2 separate regions of the Homo sapiens genome follow, and region 1 is linked to region 2. A link is a loop called in an ENCODE intact Hi-C map of the cell type or tissue named here. Cell type or tissue: PC-3. All regions are shown on one strand. Each heading gives the region's core, and the rest is flanking DNA. Links, peaks and the distances in the headings are about the cores only.

What was found. Hi-C counts contacts between places; a loop is a spot of excess contacts. Peaks named below come from ENCODE experiments on the same cell type or tissue, not always from the same donor. Only the 100,000 strongest peaks of a DNase experiment are listed, where the experiment ranks them.
Region 1: it touches region 2 in a loop (6-fold over the local background); 1 of 110 quality-filtered maps calls a loop at or near these places.

What each region holds. Positions count from the first base shown.
Region 1 is chr12:113,757,844-113,774,140 of GRCh38, forward strand. It overlaps LINC01234 (long intergenic non-protein coding RNA 1234), which reads right to left and starts at 15,840. Exons shown (of 3, transcript NR_110026.1): 1 at 15,772-15,840; 2 at 9,232-9,365. RefSeq lists enhancers at 11,155-11,666, 14,521-14,690. In PC-3, for the core only: no CTCF peak of the experiment used is centred there; a DNase peak (open chromatin) is centred at 9,268.
Region 2 is chr12:113,690,064-113,706,360 of GRCh38, forward strand. No RefSeq gene overlaps it. Among named protein-coding and RNA genes, the nearest start is that of LINC01234, 75 kb to the right of the region's middle. RefSeq lists enhancers at 5,009-5,508, 12,959-13,458. In PC-3, for the core only: no CTCF peak of the experiment used is centred there; a DNase peak (open chromatin) is centred at 11,038.

The sequences.
Region 1 (16,297 bases), core at 6,337-11,336, 67 kb after region 2:
ATATAACCATTAACTTTTCAGTCAATGAGAACATAAATTGCTTTTTGCTTAAGCCACTTTGTGCCAGGTGTCTATCACATCCAGCTTGACCAATGTAATAGCCAACGTTTATGAAGACCTGTTTATTTTATTTTATGTTTTTGAGACAGAGTTCCACTCCGTCACCCAGACTGGAGTGCAGTGGTGTGGTCTCGGCTCACTGCAACTTCTGCCTCCCAGGTTCAAGTGATTCTCCTGCCTCAGTCTCCTTAGCTGAGATTACAGGCGCCCACCACCATGCCCAGCTTTTTTGTCTTTTTAGTAGAGATGGGGTTTCACCATATTGGCCAGGCTGGTCTTGAACTCCTAACCTCAAGTGATCCACCCACCTTGGCTTCCCAAAGTGTTGGGACTACAGGTGTGAGCCACTGCACCTGGCCAGAACTGTTTTAGTTTGGGTTCTCCTGAAAGCAGAGCTTGAGACAAGGACTTGGGTGCAGATAACTTATTTGACCAGTGATCTCTGGAAGCAGGAGTGAGGGATGAGGGAGAGTAAGTCAGGGAAGGAGGAACGTCAATGTAAAAGTGCCATTACAGATAACAAAGACTCAATCTCTCTGGAACCTGTTGAGGGGTGTAGAGAATGCTTTCCAGAATTGTCTACTGAAGACCAGAAGACTGCAACAGCATCCACTGTCCTTCACTGTCACGAGGGGCTGACCCCAGGGGCGATGTGGTAGGCAGAATGATGACCTCTAAAGCTACCCATTTCCTAATCTCCAGAGCATGTGAAATGTTCGGTTACATGGCAAAGGGTATTAAGGGAGCAGATGAAATGAAGGTTGCTAACCAGCGGACCTTAAAACAGGAAGACCATGCTGGGCTATCTGGTGGGCCCCGTGTAACCACAAGAGCTCTGATAAGTGGAAGGGAGGGGATGACAGAGGGACAAGCAGAGATGGCAATGAGAGAAAGACTCAGCCCAAAACACTGCTTGCTTTGAAGATAAAGGAAGGGACCATGAGCCAAGGATTAAGGGCAGCTTCTAGAAGCTGGAAAAGGCAAGGAAACAATTCTCCCCTAAGCCTCTAAGGGTGCAGTTCTTGATTTTTAGCACAGCGAATCCCATGTCAGGCTTTTGACCTCCAGAACTGTAAGATAGTGAAGGGGTATTGCTTCAAGCCACCCAGTGTGTGGCAATTTGATACAGTCGCTATAGGAAAGTAATACAAGTCATAACCCTCCATGTCCAGGCTGCATTGTGTATGGTTGAGTGGACTCCCATCACATCCAACAGGGCCTAAGACCAAAAGAGGAAAGACACACAGCTCATGCTGGAGGCTGTGTGCTGTCACCATGGTGAATCTCAGTTTGCTTGCACAGAATGGCCCACTGCAGCTGCAACTTAATTAGAGTTGGGCCAAAGGAACACCATGACATGGGTAACCAGAGGCAGCTGCCACAAGCAGTTCCTTTGTGCCAAGCACTGTGCAACTGAGTAACTCCATCCCTGCCCATGGCAGACATCACTAATCAATTACAGCATTCTTGCTCCATAAGTCCAGACATGGCTGCAACATCATTCCTCACATAGTGCTCCAGGCAGGCATTACCGGTGTGATTGGAGTTGGAAGGGTCAAGAGGTTCCATGGCCATTATCGGTTGAAGATGAAGGAAGGGGCCATGAGCCAAGGATTAAGGGCAGCTTCTAGAAGCTGGAAAAGGCAAGGAAACAATTCTCCCCTAAGCCTCTAAGGGTGCAGTTCTTGATTTTTAGCACAGCGAGTCCCATGTCAGGCTTTTGACCTCCAGAACTGTAAGATAGTGACGGTGGAGGATGAATCCACCATCCTCCTCAATAGCAAAGCTTCAAAATCCTAAAATTGAGAAAGGAAAATACTCTTGGGAACACAGCTCTGCCTAAGAGAAATGTTACTAAAGGGATTCCAAATTCTTCCCTATCTCCACCCTATGTCCACATCACCCCAAGATTTGCCTCTTCCCTTGGGTCTTCTTATTACTTATATGACTACCACATGCTAGTAGATTACTAGTGTCTACAACCATGAAAATTGCTTCTACTTATTGAGCACCTGTTCCATGCCAGACACTGTTATAGACCTGTTGCCTAAATTTTAGAACATTCTCAGAATGAAGGTATTAGCCCTACTTTGAAGGTGAAGAAATTGAAGTTCAGAGACATTAAGTGCCTCTTACTAGCCTAGGGTCATATCATTGCCACTCCTAGTAAGGGAAGTGCTCCCTTAAATGAACAAAACATAAAAGCAAGCTGCTTGCATTTAATGATACAGCATGAGGGGCCGGGCGCAGTAGCTCACGTCTGTAATCCCGGCACTTTGGGGAGGCGGAGGCGAGAGGCTCCCTTGAGCTCAGGAGTTTGAGACCAGCCTGGGCAACATGATGAGACCCCACCTTTACAAAAAATAAAATAAAAAATTAGCCAGGCGTGGTGGTGCACGTCTGTAGTCCCAGCTACTCAGGAGGTTGAGGTGGAAGGATTGCTTGAGCCTGGGAGGCCGAGGCTGCAGTGAGCCATAATCACGCCACTGCACTGCAGCCTGGGCAACAAAGCGAGACCTTGTCTTAATAATAATAATAACAATAATAATAAAGTATGAGGACGGGGCTCGGATAGCTTTAAAATACTCAGAGCAAAAATGGGAGAAGTATGTGAAAAGGGGACTCATTCCCTCATTTATTCATCCAGAGTTTCCTAAGCAGCTACTATATGCTGGGTGCTGGGGCTACGGCACTGACTCTGCCAGATATAGTTTCTATCCTCATGGAGTTCACAGTCTCCTCGGGGAGGAGAGACCACACACAGGCCAATACACAAACAACAAACTTCCAGGTTGTGACAAGTGTCCTGGTGGGCATGAGGAAGGTGCCAAGATAGAGAACTTCAAGATGGCCTCTTTGAAAGCAGCTCTTTTCCTCCTTACAAACTCCCTCCCATCTGCTTTCTGGGCTTCTCCCAAGCAGGTCACTTTTATCCTCAGTGCCCAGTGGTACAAGTCCATTTTCTCAAAAAGCTACCCATTTCCCATCATGGTTCTCATTTCAGTCTCCCTAATCATTTTGGCTCATCTTCCTGTATTAATTAATTAATTAAACATTTATTGAGCTCTGACAGTGTGTATGAGGATGGCCATATAGTTCGCTCTGACTCTGTGATTACCCCCATGAACTCTATTATCCTGGGCACCCAAAACCATGGTGACTGAGGTATGAGGTCTACAATCCATATGTTAATAGATTGCTAGAGCCATAAGGATCCTGGAGTTTATTTGCAGAGTTTGAAAGTTCACCAGCACTTTGGAAGGCTGAGGCAGGAGGATCACTTAAGCCCAGGAGTTGGAGACTGGCTTGGGCAACATGCTGACACCCCATCTCTACAAAAAATACAAAAATTAGTCGGGTGTGATGGTACATTCCTATAGTTCCAGATACTCAGGAGGCTGAGGTGGGAGGATCACTTAAGCCCAGGAGGGAGGTCGAGGCTGCAGTGAGCTATGATTACGCCACCATACTCCAGCCTGTGTGACAAAGTGGGACTCTGTCTCCAAAAAACAAACAAACAAAAACCCACAAATTCCTACAGAGGGCAGGCAGTCACCATGAAGGTGTGAAAAGTAGCTGGGTGTAAGACAATAGGGAATGGTGGAAACTGTGGTAAACTGGAGCCCTCATACTCTGCTTAAACATGGGGACTACTCCTCCTTTCCAGCACATGGCTGCCATGTGGAAATACAGGCCCAGCATGCATAGATTTTCCTATTTTTTTGAGAACCCAGAAATTAAACATTTTTTGCAAACGCTCCCAACTTTTAAATGCTGGCAATTAATGCAACTAAAAATAAAAACTGAATGGGGAACGGGGGCTCATTGCCCATAGGCTGATCTGACTCTCCATCTATAACACTTTTTGTGTTACAGATGGGGAAACTGAGGCTCAGAACAGAGAGGTGGTTTGTCTAAGATTTTACATGGCAGCTCAGTAAAATTGGCCCATTTTCCTTAGGACCAGAAGCCCATGGTGCCTCTTTTCCAGGGTCACTAACCCTTCCCCAGGAACTCCAGGGCCAAGGAATCTCCCTGTGGATGGGGACCAAAGTGGGAGGTGGAGGCAGAGTTTTTCTAAGTTCAGGACTCAGCATGGGCACCCACATTCCTGATGCATTTTTCAGAGGCTGGAAAATGATTCCGGGTGTGTGGACACAAGAGTCCATGTTTTCACTCCAGGTCTCCCCCTTTGTGTCTCTCAGTCTCTCTCTGTCTCTGTACCGTCTATCTGTGTCTCTCAGTCCATTTCCTGGTCTCTCTTCTTTCCGTCTCTCTCATCGTTTCTGCCCGTCTGTGTCTGTCTCTCTTCCTCTCCTTTCCCTCTCCTTCTCTCTCTTCCTGCTTCTCTCTCCCGCTTGTGTCTCTCTGCTCTGTCCGTTCCTCTCTGTCTCTCCGCATCTCTCCCTTCAGCTCTGCTGCTCTCCCTTACTCCCTTCCCACACCCCCATCCCCCCCAGGTCTCTCCTCTCCTGCCCTCTGAGTCCCTCTGGCCACCATGGAAAGGTTACTGTAAACGGAAATGAAGCTGAGGGCAAAAGTAATCAACCCCCTGGCTGACCTCCGATCCCGCTCCCCACGCCCATGCTGGCTCCAGCGGTGCCCCCTCCCCCGCCACAACCCCGGCCCCCCTCCCTCCCCACCCCCAGGTCCCCTTGCTGACAAAAGGCCTATCTTCTCTCTGCCTAAATGATTTAAATTCTAATCAAACATCATTTATAGTACATCTCGGAGCCGTCTCCTGGGAGCTGCTCCCACATGAGACGTTGCCATGGCAACCGGGGGGTCTTGTTTCAGAAATGTCAGATTGCATTATTGTCTTCACACTTCTCTGATAACCTGGTGTCTCTCCCTCTCTCTCTCCCGCTCCCTCACTCACACCACCATCCCCAGGATTTTATTCCTCCTCTTTCTCTCCCCCTCTCGCTGCCTTTCTAACCTCCATTCAACCCCCTAGACTCTTCCCAGGACCCCCCAGCCTTCCTCCAGCCCCAGGACAAAATGGCCTGATCGATTTCATCCTCCAGCCTCTCGCCAGGCCCAAGGTCCCCTCCTGTGCCTCTGGCCCCGGGGCCTCCTCCCTTTGGGAAAGGTGTCTTCCCCGCCACCACCCCTCATCTTCGGCAGACACGCTCCCCCCTCTAGGGGTTTGCTGGAGTGCTCTGCTGTCATTTTATTTTGCTAGATATGAAAATGAGACATAGATTTTTTCCAGCGATGCGTATGTGAAGTTCTAATCTGGCTTTTCAGATTTTTTTTCTTTTTGGGGAGGAGGTAGTGGTGGGAGAAATCAGGCACCAGGCTCTTAACAGGATCCACATGGAGAAGCAGAGCATGGGGCAAAAGATGTGATGAGGTGTATGCCCTTGTGCATGTGTGCATGTGTGTGTGTCTTCACGTCCGTGTGTGTGCACGTGTGTGTGCATGTCCGTGTGTGTGCATGTCTGTGTGTGTGCATGTGCCTGAGTATATGCATGCAAGAGCATGTATGTGTGTATATGTGCTCATGTGAATGTGCACTCATGCCCGTGTATGCATGTGTGCCCATGCATGTGTATGCATGTATGTGTGTGCGCAGGCCAGTGCCCATGCATGCATTCATATGCATGCATGAGTGTGCCCATGCCCTATGTGCATTGTGTACATGCGTGTGTGTTCATGTGTGTCCATACCCATGTGTGCATGTGTGCATACATGCATGTGTTTTTTGTGTGCATGTGCCTATGACCATGTGTGTGCATGCATGTGTGTGATATAGGAGATGTCTTTCCCAACCTGGCTGTTGGCACCTAACAGACAGCTCTCAGGAGCCATGCGCTTGCCCTGGTTGTCGCACAGTCCTTCCTGTGCATAAATGGGCACATTTCAATGATATTTTCACATTTAGGTTAAATTCTTCACCCTGTCTGCTGCGGAGATGCATTATCCCTGCAATAGCCCAGAGAGATTTCTCTAAACCCAATGATCCCCTCATTCCACAGATGGGTAAGCTGAGGCCCCAGGAGGGGCAGTGGCATGTTCCAGGTCCAAGGTCACAGGAGGGCCAGAGGTGGCACTGGAGCAGAAGTTTCCCTCTGCCAGGCCACTCAGGAGACTGGCCGGGTCTCAGGGCTGGAACTGATGGAGCCCCACTGCCCCTCAGAGATGGCACCTTGGAGGCACAGGCTGGCAGCATTTGTGCAGCCCCTGCAGGCTTTTATAGGGCTGGCAATGATGCTCACTGCGTGCCACACACTGCTAAGCCATTACAAGAATTATGTCATTGAATCCTCAGAACAACTAGGAGGAGGGTCTATCATTATTCCCATTTTGCAGCTGGAGAAACTGAGGCTCTGAGTGGTGATGTGAGGCAGCCTAAGTTTGCAGAACCAGTAAATGGCAAAGGTGGGATTGTCTGTGGTTCTACAGTGCACCTTTTCCATTCACCACACTGCTTCCTGCAGTGAGGGACAGAGAAAGCCCTGCCCCCTTGAGTACTCAGAAGACTGGGAAGTGCATTTGGCTTTGTCCCTGACACCCCGAGAGTCACATCAGCGAGTTCAGGGATCAATTGCAGTGGTCAGGAGCAGCAGTGTGGGGTGGAGGGCCTGGGATGGAGCAACCATAAAACGTGATTCAAAATGTCCCCAAAAATCTTATTCCCCTATTTCACAGATGAGGAAACTGAGGCTCAGGTAGGGTCAGGAACTTGTAAACGGCAAGGATGGTGCCCAGCTGGGTCTGAGCAACTCTGGTGATTTCTACTGTGTGATGAGGAGCAGACAGCCTGGGTCTGCCCCTCCCTGGTTGAGTGACCCTAGGATCACTCCCTGCTTGTCTGGAACCTCAGTTTTCCCATCTGTAAAATGCGGATCAAAAGCGTACGACCTATGTAGGATGGAAGTGAGGATGACGTAAGTTAACACTGGCCAGCACTGGTGCCTGGTGCAGGGAAGCCCTGGATAAAGCTCTGCGTGTGATGCGTGTTTTGCAGCCGGGAGCGCCTCTGCTTGGATCTAGGCCTCTTCTGTGGCTGTTTTCTTTCTGCCCCTGTCCCTGCAGCTGAGTGAGGTCAAATCCTTAATACATGCCAGATTCCCCCCTTTCCCTGTTTTTCTTTTTGCCCATCTCTCCAGTGAATGGGGCCTGGAAGAGCAGCGCGTGGGCTCTTATGGGCCTTCCACCCCTCTAACCCCATGCCTGGTACCTCTGCAGCCCCACCCCAGCACACATAGTAAGAGAGAGAGGCTGCCAGGGCCCAGAGTGTGCCACCTGTGCAGCCACGCACAGGAAATTCTTATTAATTTTTTAACATTTTAATTTCTCGTTGGATTTTAAGAAGTATGGACCTGGTCTCAACCTAGACACAGCCAGACACGGAGAAACACGACCCGCTGTCTCTCACTGACTCTCTGGTTTCTCACTGTCTCTGTCTCCCTGGGAGTGTCTCTAGATCTCTCTGTGTCTCTCACTGTCTCTGTGTCTCTCTCTGGTGTCTTCCTGTCTCTGTCTCGCTGGGTCTCTCACTGTCTTTCTGGGTCTCTCAGTCTCTGTTTCTCTGTATCTCTCACTTTCTGTGTCTTTCTTTGTGTCTCTCACTGTCTCTGTGTCTCTCTCTGGGTGTCTCCCTGTCTCTGTCTCTCTGAGTCTCTGTCTCTGTGTCTCACTGGGAGTGTCTCTAGATCTCTCTGTGTCTCTCACTGTCTCTGTGTCTCTCTCTGGGTGTCTCTCTATCTCTGTCTCGCTGGGTCTCTCAGTGTCTCTTTGGATCTCTCAGTCTCTGTCTCTGTCTCTCACTGTCGATGTCTCTCTCTGTGTCTCTCACTGTCTCTGTGTCTCTCTCTGGGTGTCTCCCTGTCTCTGTCTCTCTGGGTCTCTCACTGTCTTTCTGTATCTCTTGGTGTCTCTCACTATCTCTCTAGGTCTCTTACTGTCTTTGGGTCTCTCTCTGGGTCTCTCACTATCTCTCTGTATCTACCTCTGGGCCTCTCTCAGGGTCTCATTGTCTCTCTGGATCTCTCACTGGCTCTCTGTATCTCTCTCTCTCTCTCTGGGTCTCACTGTCTCTCTGTCTCTTTCTGGGTCTCTCACTGTCTCTGGGTCTCTCGCTATCTCTCTCTGGGCCTCTCTATATCTCTCTCTGGGTCTCACTGTCTCTCTGTCTCTGACTCCAGGCCTACGACTCAGCCCCAGGGACAGCATGTGGAAGCGAGAGACAGGGAGAGAGACAAGGCGTCCCCGAGTCGCTGAGTCCCAGCCGGAGAGTGAGGAGGCGCCCTCGGGCCCCGCCGCCCCACCCGGCCCCCGCGGCCGCCCCCAGCATGTTTGTCCAGGGCAGGCCGCATTGATCCGCCGCGGCCGTGCCACCGTCTGGTAAATCCCGGCCGCGGTAATGAACCTCCCCGCACACCGCTCACAAAGCACACACTAGCCCTGGCCCCAGCGGTTAATATTTAACTGAATAAGGGCCATAAATATGGAAAATGGGACTTTTAATTAAATAAGCAGCTTTTAAAAGGGCCCTTGGGCGGGAGAGGCTTTTGTTTAAATATGATTGATTTGACATGTCCTTTAGCTCTCACACTCTCTCGAGCTCCCTTCCGACGTTAACTCTTGGCCCCCGGCCCCGGTAGCAAGTTGGCTAGGCCAGACCCTGTTCTGCTGGAGGGAGGGGGCTCCCTGCTGGAGGAAGCGGGGTACGGTGGGAAGGAGGTGCCCTGGGAACTGGGATTGAAAATCCGGCTGCCCGGGCCTCTCGCATTTGGCTTCACCCCCATTACAAGCTGCCTCCATTTCGCAGAATGCGTATTTCACCCTAAAAGAAGGGGCTAGTGGGCTAAGATGTCTCCAGATCCGGGGGCACAGGTTCCCTTTTAAAAGCCATGCCACCAGCTGCCTGTCCTTTGGCGGCTCAGCTGGTGGTCCCTCCCTCTGTGCCTCAGTTTCCCCATCTGTAATATGAGGATAACAATAGCACCTACTCCACAGGGCTGTGTTCGGATTAAGCACATCCCAGACCATGGGAGGGCCCACAGTGTTTGCCAGGATTCCAGCTGAAGGCTCTGTGACTGCTGCGAGGCGCGAGGCCACAGAAGCAGCTTGATGGGCACATTCTCGTATTTAGCGCCGACCTCTCATTTGCATTTTGCACTGAGCCCCACAAAGGAAGTATCTAATTCTACTCATACTCACCCAGAGGCTCACAATCTTGGTGGCTTATGACTCATCTGAGGAGCTTGGAATGCTCCAATTTCAGGCCGGCAGGAATTCAGCAGTCAGGGAGGTCTGTCTTCTGCCTCCAAGCTAATGGCCTTTACCTTTCAAAACTTTTCAAAAAAAGAAAGAAATCACATCCTATTCTAAATTTAATATTTATGAAGCACCTTCCATACACCAGATTCTGCACATGCCTGACCTCAGAGCCCTGTCATCTGCCCTACTTCCTGGGTGAGGAGGGATCTGATGCCCAGAGAAGCCAAGTAACCAGTTCAGAGTTGCCCAGCTAAGGAGCAGCTGGGATTTGAACCCAGGCTGCTTTGCCACCAGTGCCTTAAGCCCCCTGTGGGCCTAGCCTGGTGCAGGCCCATGCCCTGGGACTCATGTCTGATCTGGTCCTGGCTTCTCTGAGCTGACGTAGAAGTCACCTTCCTGGATAATTCTGACATTCTCCATTACCTAAGGAGGGGGATGATGGTGGTCACACAGCCTCCTAGTTTATCAAGACTCTACCCCTTATGCCCAACCACCATTTCTTGCTCTCCCCAAGTCAGATAACTTAGTTTTTGCTTATTCCCACTCATAGGCTGCCTCTTCCAGGAAGTCTTCCCAGATGCACTCTGCTTGTTATGGTGGATACCTTTTCTAACTCTTCCAGTATTGGTGAGTATAGTGAGCATAGTGAGTATTTAACTACATTCTACTGTATTGTCATTTCCTGCAACCACCCATTCACATAGTCGATTACCATTTATTAATGACCTATGATTTTATTTCTCCAGCTTTAAGATGAACTTTTTTTCTTTTTAACATTTTGAAACTGGGATCTAGTACATATATAATGCCCATTTTCATTTGCTCCGGCACTTTGGAAGGCTGAGGCAGGCAAATCACTTGAGGTCAGGAGTTCGAGACCAACCTGGCCAACATGGCAAAACCCTGTCTCTACTAATAATATAAAAATTAGCCAGGCATGGTGCTGCGTGCCTATAGTCTCAGCTACCCAAGAGGCCAAGGCACAAGAATCGCTTGAACTTGGGAGGTGGAAGTTGCAGTGAGCTGAAATCACACCACTGCACTCCAGCCTGGGTGGCAGAGCGAGACTCCATCTTAAAAAAGAAAAAGAAAGAGAAATACTCTAATTAAATGGATGCTGCCTCTTATAACGGATGGCATTTTCAGACTGTGGAAATAAAACTTTGTGCCTAGCCCTGTGTCAGGTGTTGGAAGGATTGGGGAAAATCAGACAGACTTTTACTTTGCTTTCTGCTCCCTGAAAACTTACTGTCTAGTGCAGAGTATATTAAGAAAGCACCCTTCAGCTGGGCATAGTGGCTCACGCCTGTAATCCCAGCACTTTGGGAGGCTGAGGCGGGCGGATGGTCTGAGGTCAGGAGTTTGAGACCAGCCTGGCCAACATGGTGGAACCCCGTCTTTACTAAAAATACAAAAAATTAGCCGGGCGTGGTGGCAGGCGCCTGTAATCTCAACTACTTGAGAGGCTGAGGCAGGAGAATCGCTTTAACCTGGGAGGCGGAGGTTGCAGTGAGCCAAGATGGCGCCATCGCACTCCAGCCTGGGCAACAAGAGCGAAACTCTGTCTCAAAAAAAAGAAAGAAAAAAAGAAAGCACCCTTCTTTCTAATTCCCAAAACTCTCAATTCTCACTTGTTCACTCTTTTACACTTTTACTTAACCCTGTGAATTCTCATGGCCAAAAATGTGTTCCTCTCTTCCTAGGAATGGGGTGATTTTAGTGAAGGGAAGAGGTTATGGACATTAAGTGTTTATATTCTGCCAGGCCCTGTCCTAAGATTTATCATGTATTATCTCATTTAATCCTCACCACAACCTAATAAGGTGAGTGCTACTGTAATCACTACCAGTTTGCAGATGATGAAAGGAGGCTCAGAGACATTAAGTAACTGGCCCAAGGCCACACAGCCAGTGAGTGACAGAGCCGGAGTCAAATTCAGGCAGGTCTGGCTCCAGAGGCCTCACCCCTAACCTCAGTTCTTTCGACCCTTCCTTCATCCTCCCCCACCGCACCTGTGAGCTCCACGCCCATCACAGAAAGGAGGCTTAGAAGCTCATCTTCCATCAACAGTGCAGGGGGGAGACAGCCCCGAGGAGAAAATGAAAGCAGACGGTCTTCCAGAGGGGCTGTAATCAAAGGTGTCATGTAGAGAAAGCTGGAAGAGCCAGAGAGCTCCAACAGGAGGTTGGCCTGGAGCTCTGTGTCTAGTGACTAGTCTGTAGGAGACCTCTCCTTTGGAGGGATGTCCAGTGCCAAGTCCCCAGGGCCAGCTGCAAGGACAGTTTATGGTTCATGCACCCCTCTATAGGGGTGGCCAGCGGGCTGGGGATGGTCAGCAAAACTCCCTGTCTGTGCCGGCACATCTGTTGCCATGGTAACTCCTCTCAGGCATCACCCGGTTCTGGGTCTGTTTCCCGGGCTCAGTGTTGGGGTAGGTAGGGCTGAGGCTGGTTTTGGGGTCGAGGCACAGGGCTGGTGCTGGTGTTGGGGAAGAGGCACAAGGGCCATTTCTCATGCAGACCACCCACGGCGGTGGCAGGGGGTCGGGGAGCACTGAGCGAGGCATCTGTATTCCTTCCTTGTAAGCCCAGAGCAACAGGGGACAAAACCCTGTGTTGAGTACATTTGAGAAGAGACCTCCTCCCTAGAGAATCTCCTCCCTACACCCCTCAGGCTAATGGTTGGGGCCCTGTACATTCCACTTTCCCGGTGACTTTCCTGCCGGCTCCGTTTCTCGCCAACACACTCAGATGCACTCACTACCATCTCCTTGTAGACTGTTGTCCTCCTAATGGGGCTCCCTGTCTGGCAATCTGTCCCCACGGATACATCCTCTACAGGTGAGCTTGATTTATCTGTTTATATAGAAACAAAGTCTCACTCTGCCGCCCAGGCTGGAGTGCAGTGGTGCCATCATAGCTCACTGTAACCTTGAATTCCTGGACTCAGTGATCCTCCCACCTCAGCCTCCCAAGTAGCTAGGACTATAGGTTTGTGCCACCACACTTGGCTAATTATTTTATTTTTGTAGAAATTGGGGTCTTGCTCGTTGCCCAGGCTGGTCTTGAACTCTTGGCCTCAAGCCATCCTCCTACCTTTCACTTTTGAGTAGCTGGAACTATAGTTGTGCACTGCCATGCCAAGCTAATTAATTTTTTTTGTTTTTTTTTTTTTTGAGAGACAGGATTTTGCTGCATTGCCCTGGCTAATCTTGAACTGGCCTCAAGGGAACCTCCCCCCAAGGCCTCCCAAAGTGCTGGGATTAAAGGCATGAGCCACTGCACCCGGTCGCAGGTGTGTTTTCTTGAGCCAAAGGCCTCCACTTGCCCTGTCCCTCCCTACTCCTTCCCCAAGCACTGGTCCATCCAGGCCTCCCTCCGCTCCCTCCAGGCCACATCCATGCTGTGGGCAATGTGACGCCCATCAGGCCCAGTAAACACCGGAAATCAGTGAAGCAGGGAGCAAAGGTCGGGGTGAGGCCAACTCTTTTTGGTGTCAAAGGAGATTACGAGTCCGGCTCTCAAAGTTGAGGGCTGGGGCCAAAATCAGCCTGTGATCCCAAGTGGGATGAGTTCAGAGGTCGCCAGCTGGTTCCTTTGTGTGTCAATATTAACATGAGAGTCACCTAATTGGGGTGGGTCAGCCAGTGGCCAGAGCCAGGACACACATCAGGAGAAGAGAAAGGGCCCGATCATGCCCCAGGCAGTGTTGGGTGCTTGGCATAAGCCAGCTCATTCATTATATTAATATTACTACTAATAATACTAATATAGGAGTAGTAGAAGAATATCAGTGGCCACATACATTGAGTATCTATTAAGTTCAGGCTTGGTGGCTGGCACTTAATTCATTAACTGGCCTCATCGTTCCAACCTCTCTAAGAATTAGATTCTGTTGCTCCCTCATCCTACAGTCAAGGAAACTGAGGCTCTAAATGGTAAACCAGTGAGCCGTGTTCACACAACGCGAATGGAGGAGCAGAGACTTGGACCCAGCCGTCTGTCTCCTCGCAACACAGGGATGACATCTCCGTTTTATTGACGAGGAAAGCAAGTCTTCCAGATGGATCAAGGCTGTCCAAAGCCACACAGCTAGTCAGTGACAGGGCTGAGTTACAAACCCAGGTAGGTCTTCTCCAGAGCCCACAATATCCTTATTTTATTTTATTCTTTTCCTGTCTCAAGAAAAGAATAAAAGGCTGGAGTGCCTTTCATATCTCAAATGCTCAGTAGCCTCATGAATAAAATGGGGATATTAATATTCCCCCTCAGTGCAGATGCAACATGAAAATATGTGTTAAACCTTTGCACATGCTGTTCCTTCTGCACAGAATGCTTTTCCTTGTTAAAATTAGCATCTTCTTTGTTAACCTAGTATATAACCTGGACTCTAGGCTGGAGTACAGTGGCATGATCATGGCTTACTGCAGTCTTGAACTCCTGGGCCTCAGCCTCCTGAGTAGCTATGACGACAGATGTAAGCTAATTAACCAGTCCTGGCTAGTTTTTAATTTTTTTTTTTTTATAGAGACAGGGGTCTCACTATGTTACCCAGGCTGGTCTCAAACTCCCGGCCTCAAACAATCCTCCTGTCTAGGCCTCCTGAGTCACTGGGATTACAAGTATGACCCACCACACCCAGCCTTCATCTCATTCCTTTTAAGCTCATCTCTTCTATGGGTTCTTTGAAGGCCAGTTGTCCTTCTGTGTGCCACTGTTCCTGCCTTCCTGGACCTAAGGGAACAGTGACTGTCCATTGGCTGATGGATGAAGACCTGCCATCTGCATGGCTCAGGCTAGTCATATAGAGACCAATGCTCATCTCCATTGGTTTTGGGTCGAATGAACCCACGTGGACACTTGCTGGAATCATAGCATCCTAGTAATTTCAGATGCTCACTTCTATGTAGGCTGAGTCCAAAGAAACACTACTTACCTAAAACTTTTTTTTTTCAATTTTTAGTTTTTATCTTTGGAGACAAGGTCTTGCTCTGTCACCCAGGCTGGAGTGCAGTGACAGGATCCTAGCTCACTGCAGCCTCTAACTCCTGGGCTCTAGCCATCTTCCTACCTCAGCTTCTCAAGTAGCTAGGACTACAGGGACGCACCACCACACCCAGCTAATTTTAAAAAATTTTTTTGTAGAGATGGGGGCCTCGCTATGTTGCCCAGGTTGGTCTCACCCTCCTGGGCCCAAGCAATCCTGCCATGGCCTCCCAAATCACTGGGATTACAGGCCTGAGCACCCAACCTCCTAAAACTTCTGATTAGAGTCTAGTGCAATAGCAGTTAATGCATTGACCATTTCTCAAAGGTCTGTTCTGTGCAGGGTACTGGAGACATAGTGGTGAGCAGAAACTGACACTTCCCTGTCCCCCTGGAACTTACATTCTAGTGGGGGAGGTGGACATTAATCACATAGTCATGCCTAGAATGACACATTGATTCTTTAATGAAAGCTCCAGAGGATGGGACAATTTCACAGAACAACGGGCCTTGGCCAACGAGGTTAGGGAGATAGCTCTGACAAAATGACTCTTGAGCTGAGACTCTGAAGATGAATAGATGCTAAGTCAGCAAAGAAGAGAAGGAAGAGCATTCTGTGCAGAAGGAACAGCATGTGAAAAGGTTTAACAAACATTTTCCTGTTTCATCTGCACTGTGAGGGGAGATATTAATATCCCCAATTTACAGATGAGGCTACTGAGACTTTGAGAGATGAAAGGCCTCGCCCAAGGGCGTCAGGTCTGGAGGGAGCAGCAGGAATTTGATCCAAATCTGCCTGCCTCGGCCCCAGCAGTCTGATGCCACATTTTGACACTCTATTCCACACTGGTGCTTAGAAATAGCATCACATGGCCGGGTGCAGTGGCTCACACCTGTAATCCCAGCACTTTGAGAGGCGGAGGCAGGTGGATCACTTGAACTCAGGAGTTCGAGACCAGCCTGGCCAACATGGTGAAACCTTGTCTCTACCAAAAATACAAAAATTAGCTGGGCGTGGTAGCGCATGCCTGAAGTCTCAGCTACTTGGGAGGCTGAGGCATGAGAATCGCTTGAACCCGGGAGGCAGAGGTTACAGTGAGCCCAGATTGTGCCACTGCACTCCAGCCTGGGCGACAAAGCTAGACCATGCCACAAAAAAAAAAAAAAAAAAAAATGGCATCACATGATGATGGGAGGAAAGCTGCTTTTGGGAAAAAAAAAATAATGCAAACAGGCCAGACATTTGTGTCTGACGGAGCTTTTTAAGTTGCTGTAGTAGAAACCCAACTCACACTGACTTAAGCAAAAAAAAGGAAATTTATTGTCCCATGTAACAAGAATCCAGGATGGAAGACTTTGGGCTCAGCTGGACCCAGAGGCTGAAACAAGATAATCAGGGCTTTGTGTGTGTGTTTCCCTTCCCCTGATCCTGCTTCCTGGGTGTTAGCTTCCTTCTCAAGTCCCACGAGATGGCCCCCGGAAGTCTCTTACTTACCCCCTCCTCGCTGTTAGCAGTTGCTGAATTTCGAGAGACTCCTCTTTCCCAGCCGCTCCAGGAAAATGTCCCTGGGTTGGCTCCGATTGGACCAACTTGGTCATGTGCCCATCCCAAAGCCAATCAGTGTAGTTAGAGAGCTGAAATGTTCTAATTGACCAAACCTTGGTCACCTGCCTATCCTGGAACCAATCAATGAGGCCAGGGGCTGGACTCCTTTGGTGGGTGCTGGGTCATGTGATCACCCTTGTATCGGAAGATGGTTCAGCCTCACCCAAGCTCTATGGACTGAGCATGTAGGAAAATGGGAACAAGGAACAGGGAATGCTGGAAAGGAAAAAAAAAATGGCTGGACCCCCAAAAAACTCAAAATAGAAAAGTCAGCCAGGCGTGGTGGCTCACGCCTGCAATCCCAGCACTTTGGGAGGCTGAGGCAGGTGGATCACTTGAGGTTAGGAGTTCGAGACCAGCCTGGCCAACATGGTGGAACCATGTCTCTACTAAAAATATAAAAACTAGCTGGGCG
Region 2 (16,297 bases), core at 7,053-12,052:
AATCGTATAATATGTGACCTTTGTGTCTGGCCTCTTTCACTTATGATGTTTTCAAGGTTCATCCTCATTGTATCATGTATCAGAACTTCATTCCTTTTCATAGCTGAATAATATTCCATAGTGTGGCTAGACCACATTTTGTTTAATCCATTCAACCGTGAATGGATACCTAGGCTGTTTCCATCTTTTGGCTAGTGTGAGCAGTGCTGCTATTAACATGCGTGTGCATGTACTTGAGCACGTGTTATCAATTTTTTTTTGTGTACATAGCTAGGAGTGGAGGTGCTGGGTCATATGGTGACTCTATGTTTAACTTTTTGGGGAGCCACTAAACTGTTTTCTGCAAGAGAGCGGATTCCCTCCTAGCTTCATGACCACAGTGAGTGAGCCAGTCTGAGCAATAAATATATTTGGTCAAAAGGGAAAGAGAAGAAAGAAAGTGTGAAAACCATATTGTATTCATTCATTCAACAATTACTTGTTGAACTTGATTCAACAGTGGGTGCTAAGGAAGGACTAAGAAAGAAAAATTTTCTGCCATCGTTGAGATGTGAGATGATGTTCTAGTTGCAGAGAGAGAGACAGACAATTTCAGAGTCACAGGTGCTATGAGGAGAATAAAGTGAGATTCCATGACAAATAGGGATTGGAGATGCTATTTTTGAGGTTGTCAGTGAAGGACTGTCTTGGAGGTGACATTTAAGCTGAGACCTGAAGGGTGAGATGGAGCCGGCTATGAAGGCAGAGAGGATGGAACAAGAACAAAGGCCTGAGGCTGAGAGTCCTTAGCTTTGCTTGGTAGGGTCAAGTTCTAGCTCCAGTATTAATTCCCCATGGGAGAACCTCAGTTTCCTCACCTTGAAAATGGGCAGACTGAATATGGAATCAACCTAAGGGCCCATCAATAGATGAATGGATAAAGAAAATGTGGTGGATATATACACAATGGAATATTAGCCATGAAAAAGGATAAAATCCTGCCATTTGCAGCAACATGGATGGAGCTGGAGGTCATCATGTTTAAGTGAAACAAGCCAAGCTCACAAAGACAAGTATTGCATGCCCTCACACATATGTAGGCTAAAAAAAAGTGGATCTCATGAAGATGGTAGATTGGAGGTTACCGGAGGCTGGGAAGGGTGAGGAAGGGAGGATGAAGAGAGCTTGATTAATGGGTACAAATACATACTTAGATGGCAGCAATAAGACCCAGTGGCCAATAGAGCTGTAGCGTGGCTATCATTAACATTAATTGATTGTACATTTCAAAATAGCTAGAAAAGAAGAATTCGAATGTTCTTGGAGTAAAGAAAAGATAAATATTTAAGGTGGTGGATATCCCAGTTACCCTGATTTGATTATACACATGTATCAAATGATCAAACATGTACTGTAAAATATGTACAGTTATTATATACCAGTAAAATTAAAAATTGTTAAAACGTTGGCATCATATCCAAAATCGACCCTACCTCCCTGGATGGGGTGGAGATGATAATGCAGAGGAGATGACTGAGGCTCAGAGAAGTGAAGATACTTTCTCAAAATCACAATTCAGTGAGAGGAGGGGCCAGGATTTGAACCCTGAGCTGTTGGGAATGTTCGGGATTAACCTAGTCTTGCCATTGGGTGTGTGTTGGGGTGGGGGTCAGGGGCTGGTACAGCTATGGGTTTGGGGAAACAGCCCCTGGGATGCTCCATGCTGTAAAGGAACACCACCTTCCTCCCTGTGAGGACATGGTGTGAGGGCATTGTCTTCCTGCTGTCCAAGTGAGGAAGATGGAGATTGTGAGGTTTGCCAAACAGTGAGCCAACGGTGGAGCCAAGTTCTCTTGGCTTAGGTCATAATGTCAGCTTCCAGCTACCCAGGTCTTAGGAGGTACTTGGTGCTGTTCTGAGCATTCTGGTATGCTCCGTTACTTCTGACACTCTCTGGGAGAGGTACCGTGATTATCCTCATCTTCCAGATGAGATGACTGAGGCCTGGAGAAGTGAAGACACTTTCTCCAAGTCACAGCTTGGTGAGGGGAGGGGCCAGGATTTGAACCCAGGCCCGACTGCCTTTATAGCCTGTGTTCTGAGTCACGGGCTAAGTGCTGTACTGCCTCCCATGGCCTCAACCGCCGGCTGGGCTCCAGGGATGCCATGGTTAGAGGAGGGGCTGCAATCCCCAGAAAAGGGAGTGGCTCAGGAGCTTGTACTCACCCCAGCATGCGCACCCATGCGCCGCACACACTCCGACACATGCACCCTCCAGCTCAAATAGGTGGACGTGCTTGGGAAAACCATGGAGTAAGTGAGCCCCACAGAGAGGGACCGTGAAATCCCTGTTGCCGCCGGGGCCACCAGAATGGTTCAGACACAGAATTCTTCTCTCTCACTTGCTCTGTGTGTCTCATTCTCTGCAAAAAGCGTCTTCACCAAGAGATGCGTTGGAAAAGGAAAGAAATGTGTTCAAGTATGTTGTCATGGCACTGGGGCAGAGAAGATACAGGAAGGTCATGTGTGTGTGTGTTCAACTGTGGGCATACGTGCAAGTGTGCAAGGTGTGGGGGTTGTGCAAGCGTGTTAGTGGTTGGTGTGTGAATGAGTGTGTGTGTGAGTGGAGAGTGTGTCCTGGTATATGTATTGTGTGCGCATGAGGGTGTAGGTGGGTGCCTAAGTGTGTATGTGAGTGTGTATACATTCTAGCATGAATGCTGTGAGCATGTGTGAATGGTGTGTGTGTGTGTGGGACAAGGCGGGGGAGACAGACCTGGCACTGGGGGCAGGGGACAGAGGCTCCACAGGCTCTTTCCCACATGACAGGGGGACTCTAATTCCCAGGGAGACCCCTGCGCTTGCTTTGGAGGAGGTGAACAAAACTGCAGCCTCTCTTTCCAGAGCCCCTCAATCTCGTGACCTCTTTCTTCCTGGCCCCTTCATTCCTAGCCTGGGTTCCGTCTCTCTGAGAGAGTTCTTCCAGCTGATCTGATGGAGTGGCCCACGGAAATAGTAACAGTATTAACAGTGGACACCCAGGAATCTCAGTGCCAGGCACTGTTCTAAGCGTTGTATTCTGCTCCCAGTGACCCTAACAGGTAGGCACTAGTGTCGTCCCCATTTTACAGACAAGGAAGCTGAGCCTATTTCAGGACAGGGTCGTTGGATTTCTTAACATAGGGGCAGGCAAACTTTTTTCTGAGGGGACGGATAGTAAATGTTTTAGGTTTTGTGGCCATAGGGTGGGTCTTTTTCGCAGCTCCTACACTCTGCAGTAGTAGCAACAATGTAGCCATAGAGATAAACGAACAGGCGCATGCACGTGGGTTGTAGTGTACTGACTCCGCCTTAACCTGCAAGAGTGGTAAATGGTGGGATTTTAGGCACCACAGTAGATATGTTCGTGGGAGATATATTCAGTCATTTGATCACTAAGTCATTTATTGCATGCTGTGTGCCTGGCTCTGTGCTAGCAATAGAGAGAAAACTGTGGACAAGACAGACCCCGTTTCTACCCCCAGGGCTTGCCAACAAATAGATGGGGTGTCCTGGGGTGGCATAACCTCCAGGTACAAGCACTTTATCCTATGTTGTGAGCAGGGAAGGCTTCCTGGGGGAGGTGACTTCAAAACTGGTACCCAAAGGATAAGTGGTTGGGGGAGACAGTGGGGCTGGTATGGGGTTACAGAAAGTCTCCCCGACAGTAAGAACAGGGGGAAAGGCCAGAGGTCAGACAGGGCTGATGGGAAGTGCATCTGACAGGATATTTGGGATGTGGGTGGGGCCTTGTAGTCTCCGGTGTGGATTGTATTGGGAGGGAATGGGGAGCCATGGAGGGATTAAGCGGGTGAGCAGCCACTTCCCTGGCTTCTGAGAGAGGCTTCTCTGGCTTTCATCCCCAGGCCCTATTCTCAGCCGGTACATAGAACTTGACCGTTTAGCTGCTGGCTGAAAGCAGGGACCCTCCCTGTTTTCCGCCCTGCCGCATCTTGTATCTAACGTTTCCTGGCAAAGGCTAAGCCTTCCTGCACAACAGCAGCTATTCTTAATAATCTTCACGTATTTATGTGCCCATGTAGCATCTGTCCCTCTCCTGCACAAGAATGTCAGCTCCAGGAGGGCAAGGGTGTTGTCTGTTTTGTTCACTTCTGTATCTCTAGTGTCTAGCACAGCTCTGTGCACAGACTAGGTTGTCAGTTAATATTTATTGAACCTGAGATTTTATGTCCTTGGCTGAATCCTGGCTGATCATGGGGTGAGAGCCTTTGGCCTGTCCCCTTAAGAGCCTCATTTTCCCTTCCCCTCCTCTTGTCCCAGAAGTTAATTAAGTGCTCTGCCTCTGGAGGGTGAATCCCATTATCAGCTGCACCCCCCCGACCCCAACATCAGCTGTGTGTTTACTTGTTTATGGTGCGTCACCTTCCACCCCCAATTAAGCTCTGGGACCTATCGTCTTATGCGCTGCTGCATCCCCCACAGCCAACACATAGTAGGTGCTCAATTAGCTTATATCGAATGAATGACTTGCCATCTCCCTTAATACACGCCTTTGCAAGGAAGAGAAGAAAGATTGGGAAACTGTGATGGGAAGGGTGATCTGGCAAGTCCGCAAAGCAAGCTAGAGCTGGATTATTTGCCTGGAAGGGGGATGGTGTGGAAGGAAGGAAGCACGCCATGCCCCTCCTGCAGGGGTCACGGACACAAGCCTGTTGAGAGACAGGGGCAGGGACACTGTGGCGTTTGGCTTTCCTTCTTCAGGTGCAGTGAATCGTGTTTGAGAGATGAAGCCATGCAGGGAGGCTTGCTTTCTGGCTGAGACCTTTAAAGCCAGCAGCCTCTGAGCTCATCCAGGGTACGTTCTTCAGCGTTTCCGATGTCCTTGGCTCAGTCGGGCCATCTTGGTGGCAGCTGCCCGGAGCTGGAGGAGAACAGGCCTCAATGTCTCCTATTATTACTGGAACGTCAAGTACCCCTGAAGTGGAGGGCAAGGCTGGCCCTGTCTGCCAGCGACAGGGCGCGGTAACTCAGCCACCTGGGACCCCAGCTGCTCAGGCCTGAGGGTGAGGTGCTGACGTCCTCCACCTCCCTTCCTGATGGGCACAGCCGCCTGGCCTGGTTCACCCGGCTCTCTTTACCTCCCCCTCCCTGGCCATCTCTTCTTCCTGCTTGCCAATGGCCTCATTATCCCAAAGGGTGAGCTGTGTGTCCTCGCTGGCAATGGTCTTTGTGACCCAGGCCTCCTCCAGCCCCCAGACCTCCCAAGTATCCCCGTCTTGGCTGCAATGAGCTTCCACAGAGGTCAGCCAAGCCCAAGCATTTTCTGAGACAGACCTGGGTCAAACCTGTGCCTTGTGACTCTGGGCAAGTGACCTTCCCTCTCATCTGTCGTAGGGGCTTGATTTTCAGTGACAATGTTCTGGGGTCGTTTTGCAGGTTGTTCTAGGTCGGGCCCCTCAGAAGCAAAGCCTGGGACATGGATGGGGTGTATAGGATTTATCTGGGGAGTGGGCTTGAAAGGAAAACCTCAAAAGGAGGGGAGACACAGGATAGGACCCGGGGAGGGGCTGAGCAAGGGTGTGGTCCCTGCTTTGGGCCTAATCCCACAGGGGCTCTGGAGCATAAATTGAGCTTGAAGTCATCCCACCTTAGCAAGGGGGCCAGGTGTGAGTCTATGTTGATGGCTACTCAGGGAGGGGTGGGGGTGTAAACACCCAGGCATCGGCTCACATCAGCAGAAGGCAAATCTCTAAGAAGGGGGCAACTCCAGCAGCCACGGGGATCTGACAGCCCCAACAACATCTACTACGAGGATGAAATGAGACGATTCACAGTGCTGGAAAGCACCCGACCACCCCGAGGGCAGCGCCCTCATGCTAGTAGTGTATTCTCATGAAGCAGGTTTTGCCTTCAGCCCAGAAAGACAGCAGAGCCTGGTGGGTGAACCCTTGCTTCCATCTCCAGCCACCCTCCTCATCCCTCATCCCATGTCCCTTGAGATGTCCAGGTTACCTCCCGGGGTCGAGGAGCAGAGCAGATGGCCCTGTGCCTTCAGAGTCACGTGCTCATGACTGGCATTCCAGCCCTTAGGATGATGTGGGGACACCCTACATCCCTCCACCCATGGCCCCACGGGCTGCTCTGTAATGATCCCCATGTCTTGGCATGTGTCCTTCATTACAGCCCCCTGGATGGAGCATGGCTCCCCACAGCCATCCTGGACCCTGCAGCTCTGGGCCAAGACAACTGTCCAAGATGGGGCTGCCTTTATTGGATAATTATTCCAGCGGGAAATCTGTGGGAAGTTTCCGGTGACCTGGCTGTGAGTTAGGAGGTTAAGGTAAATGTGATCCTGTGGGAAAATAAAATCCCTGGATTCCCTCATCTCTTTTTTTGGGCCTTCCTCACCCCCTCAGGTGGGACTGCAGGTATGTAGGCACTGCAGATCCTAATCTCCCAAAGGCAAGTCTTTTGGAGCCTCTGTTTCCTCATCTGTAAAATGGGCATGTCAGCTTGCTGCCCAGTATATTCTGCTGCTGGCTATGGCCAAAGATGGGTTGTGATGGCTGGAATGAAATCCTCCTTGGTACTATTGGGATTGCAGAGCACCCTGGTATACCTGGAGGCAAGAAATGTTCAAAGCTGAAGGGATTTGGAGAGCATCTAGTCTGCCCCCTTAATGATTTCTGGATTGGGAAACTACAGCCAGTGGGGACAGTGATTTGCTCACCTGGAGAGGGAGTGGCCATCCTGCTGGGAGGGAAGAACCTGGAAGTGGGAAGTAGGAATTTCAAGTTCCTCTCTTAACTCTGCTGTCAGGGAAGTTGGTTAACTTCTCTGGGCCTCCATTTACTCATCTGTCAAATGGCCCCAATAACAGAGAGGGAATGAGGTCATTGCCAAGTCTCTTCCAGCCTTGAAAATCGGATTATCTCACAGTGCCATGTACACCCTCTCAAAGTACCAGAGAAACAGGCAGGAGAGAAATCAGCCTACTTTTTTGGATGAAAAAAAACATACTAAGATCCAGAGGGTGTTTCTGAAGTTTTTTCAAGGCCTTATGGTTATTACAAAGCACTGGGACCCAAGAAATCCTGGGTTCAAACTCTTGCTCTGCCTTGATAATGACTGTGGAGTATTCAGTAGGTATCAGGCACTGGCCAAACACATGAATCCCAACAGCGCTCTGAGACGGGTCTTATCTTCATTATTTTGGGGAAGAAATTGAAGCTCAGAGAGGTAGAGTGACTTTCCCCCCATCACACAGCTAGTGAACAGAGAAGGCTGTATTAGAAACTGCGTTTATCTGATGCCACATCTGTGCTTGGAGCCACCTCCCTGCAGCTCAGTGACAGTCATCAATAATCATGTGATTGCCTGGGATTGGGTCAGGAGGAAATGTCAGGTGCAGGGAGGGGCTCAGCTTATTTCTGTGGGGTCTCTTTTACGGTTCAGCGTGCCTGCCCATCAGCTGGTGCTGCGACGAAGCCTTCACTCCTGCAGCTTTGCTTGGAGAGTGGCCCTTAGATGCTTGGAGCTGCCTTCCTAGAAGTGGCTTGGAGTTGCATCTGCCTCCCCCAAATGCCTTGGGGGCAACCTATAGCCAATGACAGACTCATGTCAGGGTACAGAAGTTCTGTTCCCTTGCCTTGAAGTGGGACAGACTCTGAAGTACAATAGAAACTCCAGAGCTTTCTGCGGGATCAGGCTGGGTCAAGACCTCACCTGCAACCCCATCCTTGCATAGCTTCTCTGCCTGCCCTGTCCCCATCCCTCGGTCCCTTCTAGGTGTCACCCGAGAGCCTTCTCAATAAATCACTTGCATAAGAATTCCCTTCACAGGCTTTGCTTCTAAAGAACCTGCCGAAAGTTCCCTAAGACAGGAACTTGAGACAAACTCTTGGAAATGAACTGACCATGTAACCATAAATTGGGTCTAATTACCCTGTTTCGGCCAAGCATTTCAACTGTCTTCTCAAGAGGCCAAGAAAATGTCTTGGAGATTCAGAAACAGTAGTCAGATGTTACTGACCATTGCTATTAGGTCTATGCCAGGACCTGGCATACAGTAAGGTGTTTAATAAATATTTGCTGAGTGAAAGGCCTGAATGAGTAAACATTTCTGGTGCTGGGGAGGTGGGGGTTTCTGGAAAGAGAGGATGTAAAACAGCCTTCCTGGGTCAGATCCCCAGGAAACACGCAGGCTCAGGGACCAGCCTGGGCACATTGAAATGCGGGGTCAGGTGCTCAGATATTCATAGCTCCATCAGAGGCTTAGCCTAAGAGGCTGCAAGCCCCAGAGGAGCGACAGACCCGGGAGGGAGTCGTGATCACAGCAAAGATTACAAGAGCTTGTTAAACAGAAATCCCTCCTGGCAGATGGTCAGCTGGCTCCCAGACGTGGAAAGGAAAGCCCTTTCCTATTGGGAGTTCCAGAAGCTTTGAAACCAGGGGAGGACATTATGCCTTCGTGAGTTAACAAAACAACAATAATGATGATGATAAAAATGACAAAGCAATTATCTGATAGTTACTATATCCAGGACTTGGTATGTAGGATGTTGTTTAAGCCTCCCAATAACCCCTGCAAGATACACACTATCACTCCCATTTTACAGACGAAGAAACTGAGGCTCCGTGAATGACAATGACGTGCCCAAGGTCACACTGCCAACAGGCAGTACTTGAACCCAAGTAGGATGATGGCAAAGCCTCGGCACCATGGCAAGTGCTGATTTAAGAGGATAGTAGGGAAAGGGCTGGGCACAACTGAGGCATAAAAATTATAAAAATGGATGGTTAGCAGGGGGTGGGAAGGGTAGTGGGGGGTCAGGGGGAGGTGGGGATGGTTAATGGATAAAAAAAAAAATAGAAAGAATGAATAAGACCTAGTATTTGATAGCACAATAAGGTGTCTATAGTCAATAATAATTTAATTATGTTTTTGTTTGTTTGTTTTTGAGACAGAGTCTCTCTCTGTCGCCCAGGCTGGAGTGCAGTGGTGCGATCTCGGCTCACTGCAACCTCTGCCTCCTGGGTTCAAGCGATTCTCCTGCCTCAGCCTCCCGAGTAACTGGGACTACAGGCGTGTACCAGCATGCCCAGGTAATTTTTTGTATTTTTAGTAGAGATGGGATTTCACCATGTTGTCCAGGCTGGTCTTGAACTGACCTCAAGTTATCCACCTGCCTCGGCCTCCCAAAGTGCTGGGAGTACAGGTGTGAGCCATCGTGCCTGGCCTAATTGTACATTTTAAAATAACTAAAAGAGTATAACTGGATTGTTTATAACACAAAGGATAAATGCTTGAGGGGACAGATACCTCATTCTCCATGATGTGATTACTACGCATTGCATGCCTGTGTCAAAATATCTCATGTATGCCATAAATGTAGACACCTATTGTGTACCCACAACAATTAAGAATTTAAAAAATTTATAAAAAATTACAAAAATGTTGTAAACTCATGGAATATCTCTGTATGGATACAGAAGAGACCCATAGCTGTAGTTGCCATGAGTTGTACATGGAGGGGAGATTTTTATTATAAACCTTTCCTATTTGAATATTGAAGCATGGTGGGCTAGATCACAAAATTGGCCCCCATGATGCATCCCTGTCCACGTTTATACCCATCCTTTGCTGCTGATTTTGTGGTCCTTACCCATTCTGACTCTGGGCTCAGGGATGCAACTGGCTTTGACCAATGGGATATTAGTAAAAGTAACACAGGCAGAAGCCTGCAAATGGCTTGTGCAATTGGGCTCGCTCTGATGCTGCCCTTCTGCAGGGCCATGAGGACACACTCAGGCTTACCTGCTGGGGGATGAAGGCTTGTGCAGCACAGCTAAGCTGCCCTCATCAACCCAGTGGAGGCCATCCCAGATCAGCCATCAGCCTGCTGACTGAGACACATAAATGAGCCCAGGCAAGATCAGCAGAGCTGCCCGGCCTGCTGATATGGTTTTGCTGTGTCCCCACCCAAATCTCATCTTGAATTGCAGTTCCCATAATCCCTACATGTCATGAGGGACCTGGTGGGAGGTAACTGAATCATGGGGGTGGGTTTTCCTGTGCCGTTCTCATGATAGTCAATAAGAGTCACTAGAACTGATGGTTTTATAAAAAGGTAGTTCCCCTGCACTGCCTGCTGCCATGTAAGACGTGCCTTTGCTCTTCTGTTGCCTTCTGCCATGATTTTGAGGCCTCCTCAGCCATGTGGAACTGTGAGTCCATGAAACCTCTTTTTCTTTATAAATTACCCAGTCTTGGGTATGTCTTTATCAGCAGCATGAGAACAGACTAATACACCTGCTAACCACAATGGAAGTTTTGTTTTGTTTTAGAGACAGGGTTTCATCTTGTTACCCAGGCTGGCGTGCAGTGGTGCAATCATAGCTCACTGCAGCCTCGAACTCCTGGGCTCCAGTGATTCTCCCACCTCAGCCTCTCCAGTTGCTTGGACTACAGGCACACACCACCATACCCAGCTATTTTATTTTTTGTAGAGATAGGGTCTCAGTATGTGGCCCAGGCCAGTCTTGAATGCTTGGTCTCAAGTTATCCTCCCGCCTTGGCTTCCCAAAGTGCTGGGATTACAGACATGAGCCACTGCACTTGGCAGGTTTTGTGATTGTTTGTTACAGAGCATTATTATGGCTATAGATAGCTAACATAAGTAGTAAGGCATTGCGCCTTCCAAGATGAAAAAAAACAAAACAAAAAAACACGTAAAGTTTAAGTTTATAAGATAGTTTCTACTCTGTAGGAGATCCTGAAATCTGGAGGCTCTCCTGCTCCCTGCAAATGTCTTTTCCATTCTGACTTTGGTGCTTTCAGTGAAGCCATTTCTTCAAAATCAAATTCACTCAACATTTCTCCAGACCCCACCTTCTCCAGAAAGCCCTCCAAACCTCCACAGTCCTCAGCCTGGCTGCCAGGCTGATTTCACTAACGTTCAGCATTATTACAAAGAGCAGCTCCTGTGCAGTCAGTGCTGACCATGGGCCAGGCACTGGGCAAGCCCCGTCTCACTGAGTCATCACTACACCCTGTGAGGGAGGCATGCCTAGCGTTTTCCTCCAGTTGCAAATTAGAGACCGAGACCAAGAGGGAGTGAGTCTGTTGCCCAAGGTCTCACAGCAAGCGAATCCCAGAGGCAAGATTCAACCATGCAGCTGCCCAGCTGTGCTCCTCACACCTGCCTAATGGCTTTCTCCCCTCCAGGCTGGAGGGAGCTGTCCTTTGATTAGATCTGCATTGAGGGCAGGGAGGCTAACACTGTCATTGGATCAACCTGGGGTTGAAAAGTGCATTTTCCCTTCTTGTCCTCAGAACAGCCCTATGAGGCAGGGAAACAGGAAAAATGAAGACCATCTTTGAGGAATAAACTGACTTGCCTAAGGTCACATGGTGAGTCACAGAGCGGAGACTAGAATTTGGGAGTCTCTTCTTTCCCTCTCTGTCTAAGACTCCTCAATTATATATATATATACCATATATATATATACACACCATATATATATACACCATATATATATATACCATATATATATATACCATATATATATCATATATATATCATATATATATCATATATATACACCATATATATATACACCATATATATATACCATATATATATACCATATATATATACACCATATATATACCATATATATATACCATATATATACCATATATATATACCATATATATATACACCATATATATATATACACCATATATATATATACACCATATATATATACCATATATATATACCATACAGCGTGAAGGTCTTTTTATGTGTCCACCCCTCCTGCCTCTGTGGCTGTGCTCAACATTTCCTCTTTCATAGTGTACCTTTCACTGCAGAGCAGACAAGCAGAAATGTGAGGGCAAGCATGCTGGGGACGCTGGGTTATAAGCTCCTTCCTTCTTCCTGCTTCCTACTTTCTCCCTCCCTTCCTTCCTTCCTTCCTTTCTTTCTTCCTTCCTTCCTTCATCCTTCTCTTCTTTCCCTCCTTTTCTTCCTTCCTTCTTCCCTCCCTTTCTCCTTCCCTTTTCTCTCCCTCCCTCCCTCCCTCCCTCCCTCCCTCCCTTCCTTCCTTCCTTCCTTCCTTCCTTCCTTCCTTCCTCTCTCCCTTCCTCCCTCCCTCCTTTCCTTTTTTCCTTCCTTCCCTCCATCCTTCCTCCCTCCTTCTCTCCCCCTTCCTTCCATCTTTCCTCCCTTCCTTCCTTCCTTCCTTCCTTCATTCCTTCCTTCATTCCTTCCATTTTTCCCCTCTCTTCCTCCTTCCTTTCTTCCTTTCAAAATTCATTCTGCAAATATTCACTGTGGACCCACTCTCTGCTAGGTCCTCTGCCTGACTCTGGAGATGCAATGGGAATGAAACAGGCGTGGACCTTGGCCTTGATCTCGTGAAGCGGCAGGGAAGATGGGACTTAAGCAATTGTATAAATAATTAACTCATTGCAGTTGGAGGACAGGTAGTGAATAGCAAGAACTGTGTCAGACTTGAGTTGGAATCTGAGCTCTGCATTTTACCCAGCTGGGTTGCCCCCAGTCGGTTACCTAATCTCTCTGTGTCTTGCTTTCCTCATTTGGGGATTAATGGCCATCTTTCAGGGTGGTTGTGAGAGTTAAAGCAAGCTGTTGATCTACAGCATTGAGCATGGAGCCTGGCGCAGGGTAGGCGCTGTGACAGCAGCTGTCTTCATCTTTGCTGCTATTGTTTCTGCTGCTGGATCCTTGCTACCCTTGACCCAGAAGGTCCCACCTGCATGACCATCTTATCTGCGAGGGGAGGTGGCTTCATTCACCCTTCTCTAACCCTCTGAATTATAATCCATCTTTAATGCCTCTAGAGGAAGGAGCTTTGAACAGAAACCTGCTCCAACCACTCACTGCGGTCCACCCAGCGAATGCTTGCCTTTCAAAGGCATGACGGGGCCGCCAAATCCGCCCCAGGGACCTAACGCGATTGTCTTGCTTCTGTAACTCTGCTGGGAAGCTGAGCTTGGGGTTTCTGGCTGGGCTTCCAGGGGCTCCCAGAGCTGGTGCGGAACCGCAAGGGAGGCTTATGGGAAACCATCAGGCCAAGGAACCTAGCCTGGGAGGGACAGAGCCAGGGTGGAGGAGCCCATGTCAAACTGAGCACCCACGATGTGCTAGGCAAGAGTCCCTCTTCTGCTTGGCCCATGAAAAGCACTTTCCCCAGTGCTTATGGGGGTCAGGCAGACATAGTCACCTGTGATGACAAGAACATGGTGCAGGGAGTCCCAATATCCAAGTTAAAGCCTCCACTAAGTGCCCTTAGGACTAACACAATCTGTGTCTTAGCTTTTCACATCTATAAAATGTGTGTCTCTTTTATGAGGCAGTATAGTTTGGTGTTTAAGAGCTGAAGCTCTGGATCCATTGAAGGTCCTTGTGACCTTGGGCCAGTTGCTTACCCTCTCTGTGCCTCAGGCTCTGAGACTATAAAACATGGAGAGTAATACTATTTGATTCTGTTGCCTACTAGCTGGATGACCTCAAGCAAGTTGCTCCACCTCTCTCAACCTCAGTGTCCTCCTTCTGAATTGGGATCAATGAGAATTCTTACTTCACAGGGCTGTTGTGAGTATTGAATGGGATGATCCAAGCTGAGTGCTCCAAACCACATTTGGCATGGAATAATCATGTTAGTGTTGATTGAACACCTGCTATTTTCATCCCCTTCATTCTTCCTTTTCTCCCTCTTTTCTTGTTTCTCTCCCTCCTGCCTCTTTCCCTCACTCCACAATGGCATACTGTACACCTCCCATGAGCCAGGCACTTTTCTAGGCACTGCCCATCTTCAGGATGACTTTAAGAACCAAATGTGCTTAATGGGGAAGTGCTTTGGCAATATCAAGGATAATCTGTCGTGGAAGAGAAGAGGTGATAAATTCACACTGTGGCTTGTGGTGACTTCTTTTTATGCTCACTCTCATCTAGGGTCATTAATTTAGAGCCTTGACTAGGATTTCTATCCTATGCAGCTGCAGTGACATTAATTTGATATTCGCTAACCTCAGTTACTTGTGTGTCACCGTCATAATGATTATTTGCCACAGCCACATAAAACTATACTTCAATATTTTGTTTTAAGTCACTCTTTTTAAGAAATTTAAACTGAATTTTTTTTTTTTTTTTTTGAGATGGAGTTTTGCTCTTGTTGCCCAGGCTGGAGTACAATGGCCTGATCTGGGCTCACTGCAGCCTCCACCTCCCTGGTTCAAGCGATTCTCCTGTCTCAGCCTCCCGAGTAGCTGGGATTATAGGCGCCCGCCACCATGCCTGGCTAATTTTTTGTATTTTTAGTAGAGACGGGGTTTCACCATGTTGGCCAGGCTGGTCTCAAACTCCTGACCTCAGGTGATCCACCCGCTTCAGCCTCCCAAAGTGGTGGGATTATAAGTGTGAGCCACCACGCCCGGCCTAAACTGAATTTTAACCTAAACAATGCTATCCATGAAACCAAAAGTCTTGGTGAGCTGGCACACATTAAGCACTTAACTATTAAAGAAAATTTTAAAAGTTCATAGATGACCCCAAAGCATCTCCATTTGTATCATATTATATTAGAGAGCAGCTATACCAGACAATATCCTCCATTTGGCTAACTAGAAAATCGTTTGACTCATTGCTTCAAATTTTTCATATTTATCAAGTACTATCTCCTTTTTCCAAGCCTAGGGGTTTCTGTCATCTGCAATTATCATGATGTTAATCTGAAAGTCATTAACCTTGGTTACTTAGGTATTGCCAGCATAACAAACATTTGTATTCTTTTTGCCATAGCCACATGCCAAACATGAATGTGCTTGTGCTTGTCCTTTTATTTTTGGATCATGGTTTTTTCTTTTTCTTTTTTTTCTTTTTAAATTTAGCCTCAACTGAAGCAATTGTATCTATGAAATCAGAGGTTCAAGGAGCTGGTTATATATTTCTAGCATGCATTAAATATGTAGCTATTATGTAAAATAAAATGTCAACCAAACACATCTCCATGTGTGCCCCATTCTTAAGGTGGGCTGCTGTTCCAAGCATAACCCTGTTACCATTCAGCTGGTTAGGAAATTCTTTGATTCATTGCTTCATATTCACCAAGCGTTACTCCTTTTGTCCAAGTCTTGAGATCCCATGAAAGCATAGACAGGTCAAAGCCATCGTCCTAGGTGACAGAGTGAATCCCAGAACCCAGGAGTCCTGGTCCCTGATTCTGCCTCGAGGCCACACAGGATGCCCAGCCCCATCCTGACCTATCTCCTGGCTCATTAAAGGCCTTGGGGCTTGGACCAGGTCTTTCATTTTTCCATCCTTCTCTCTTTCCTCTCTAGCACTCGAAGATACAAAAAGGGTTAACATCCATCTCCCACTCTTCTTGACACCTCCCACCCTGGGTTGCTGTGGGTAATCGCCAGCTTCCCTTGAGGAATGACCTTGCCCCCCACCGTGGGGGCTATCAAGAGACAGATATAAACACCTCAAAGTTCCCAGCTAGCTCTCTTAATTGGCACCTTTCTGTTCTGCTTTAAATTAATCAAAGCCAGTCCGATATTAATACTGTAGGGGGAATTAAAATCATGCAACGCATTAAAGATGTAATTTAAAATTAATAACTCATAATTATTTATCATGGCGTATCAGTGGAGCTATGAATTTTCCCTTCTAACTCAGCGCACAGTCTCCTGCCTTTGCTTTTAATAGCATTTGGACCATTACTGTGCCCAACCTTGGTTCCCGCAGACACCCAACCTAAGAGACGTAATTCACTTAATTTAATTTTGGGGGGGCTTAATTGTGGTAAATCACTACTTAAGAAAAGACATCTATTTGAAAGGACAAATTGGGATAATTTAATAAAAGCTGGAGTGAGGAAGCCCAAAGACTTAATGATGCGCTGTGGGTTTTGACCAGAGAAGCCCCTACTCTTCAACTCATTCACTGAGAGTTGCTAGGCTCGGTTTCCAAGTCTTTAAGACAATGGCAGCATTCAAAAGGTTTCACTAACTAAGGAAATGACCCACCTGTCCATCAATATGGGATTGAGCAAAAAAACTGTGATGGATCCACCCAGTGGAACACTATGCAGGCATATAAAAGAATGACAGGTCACATGTGTGGATATAGAAGAATCAGCAGGATATATTAAATTTTAAAAATGCGGCTGAGCATGGTGGCTCATGCCGGTAATCCAAGCACTTTGGGAGGCCAAGGTGGGTAGATCACGAGGTCAGGAATTCGAGACCAGCCTGGCCAACAGGGTGAAACCCCGTCTCTACTAA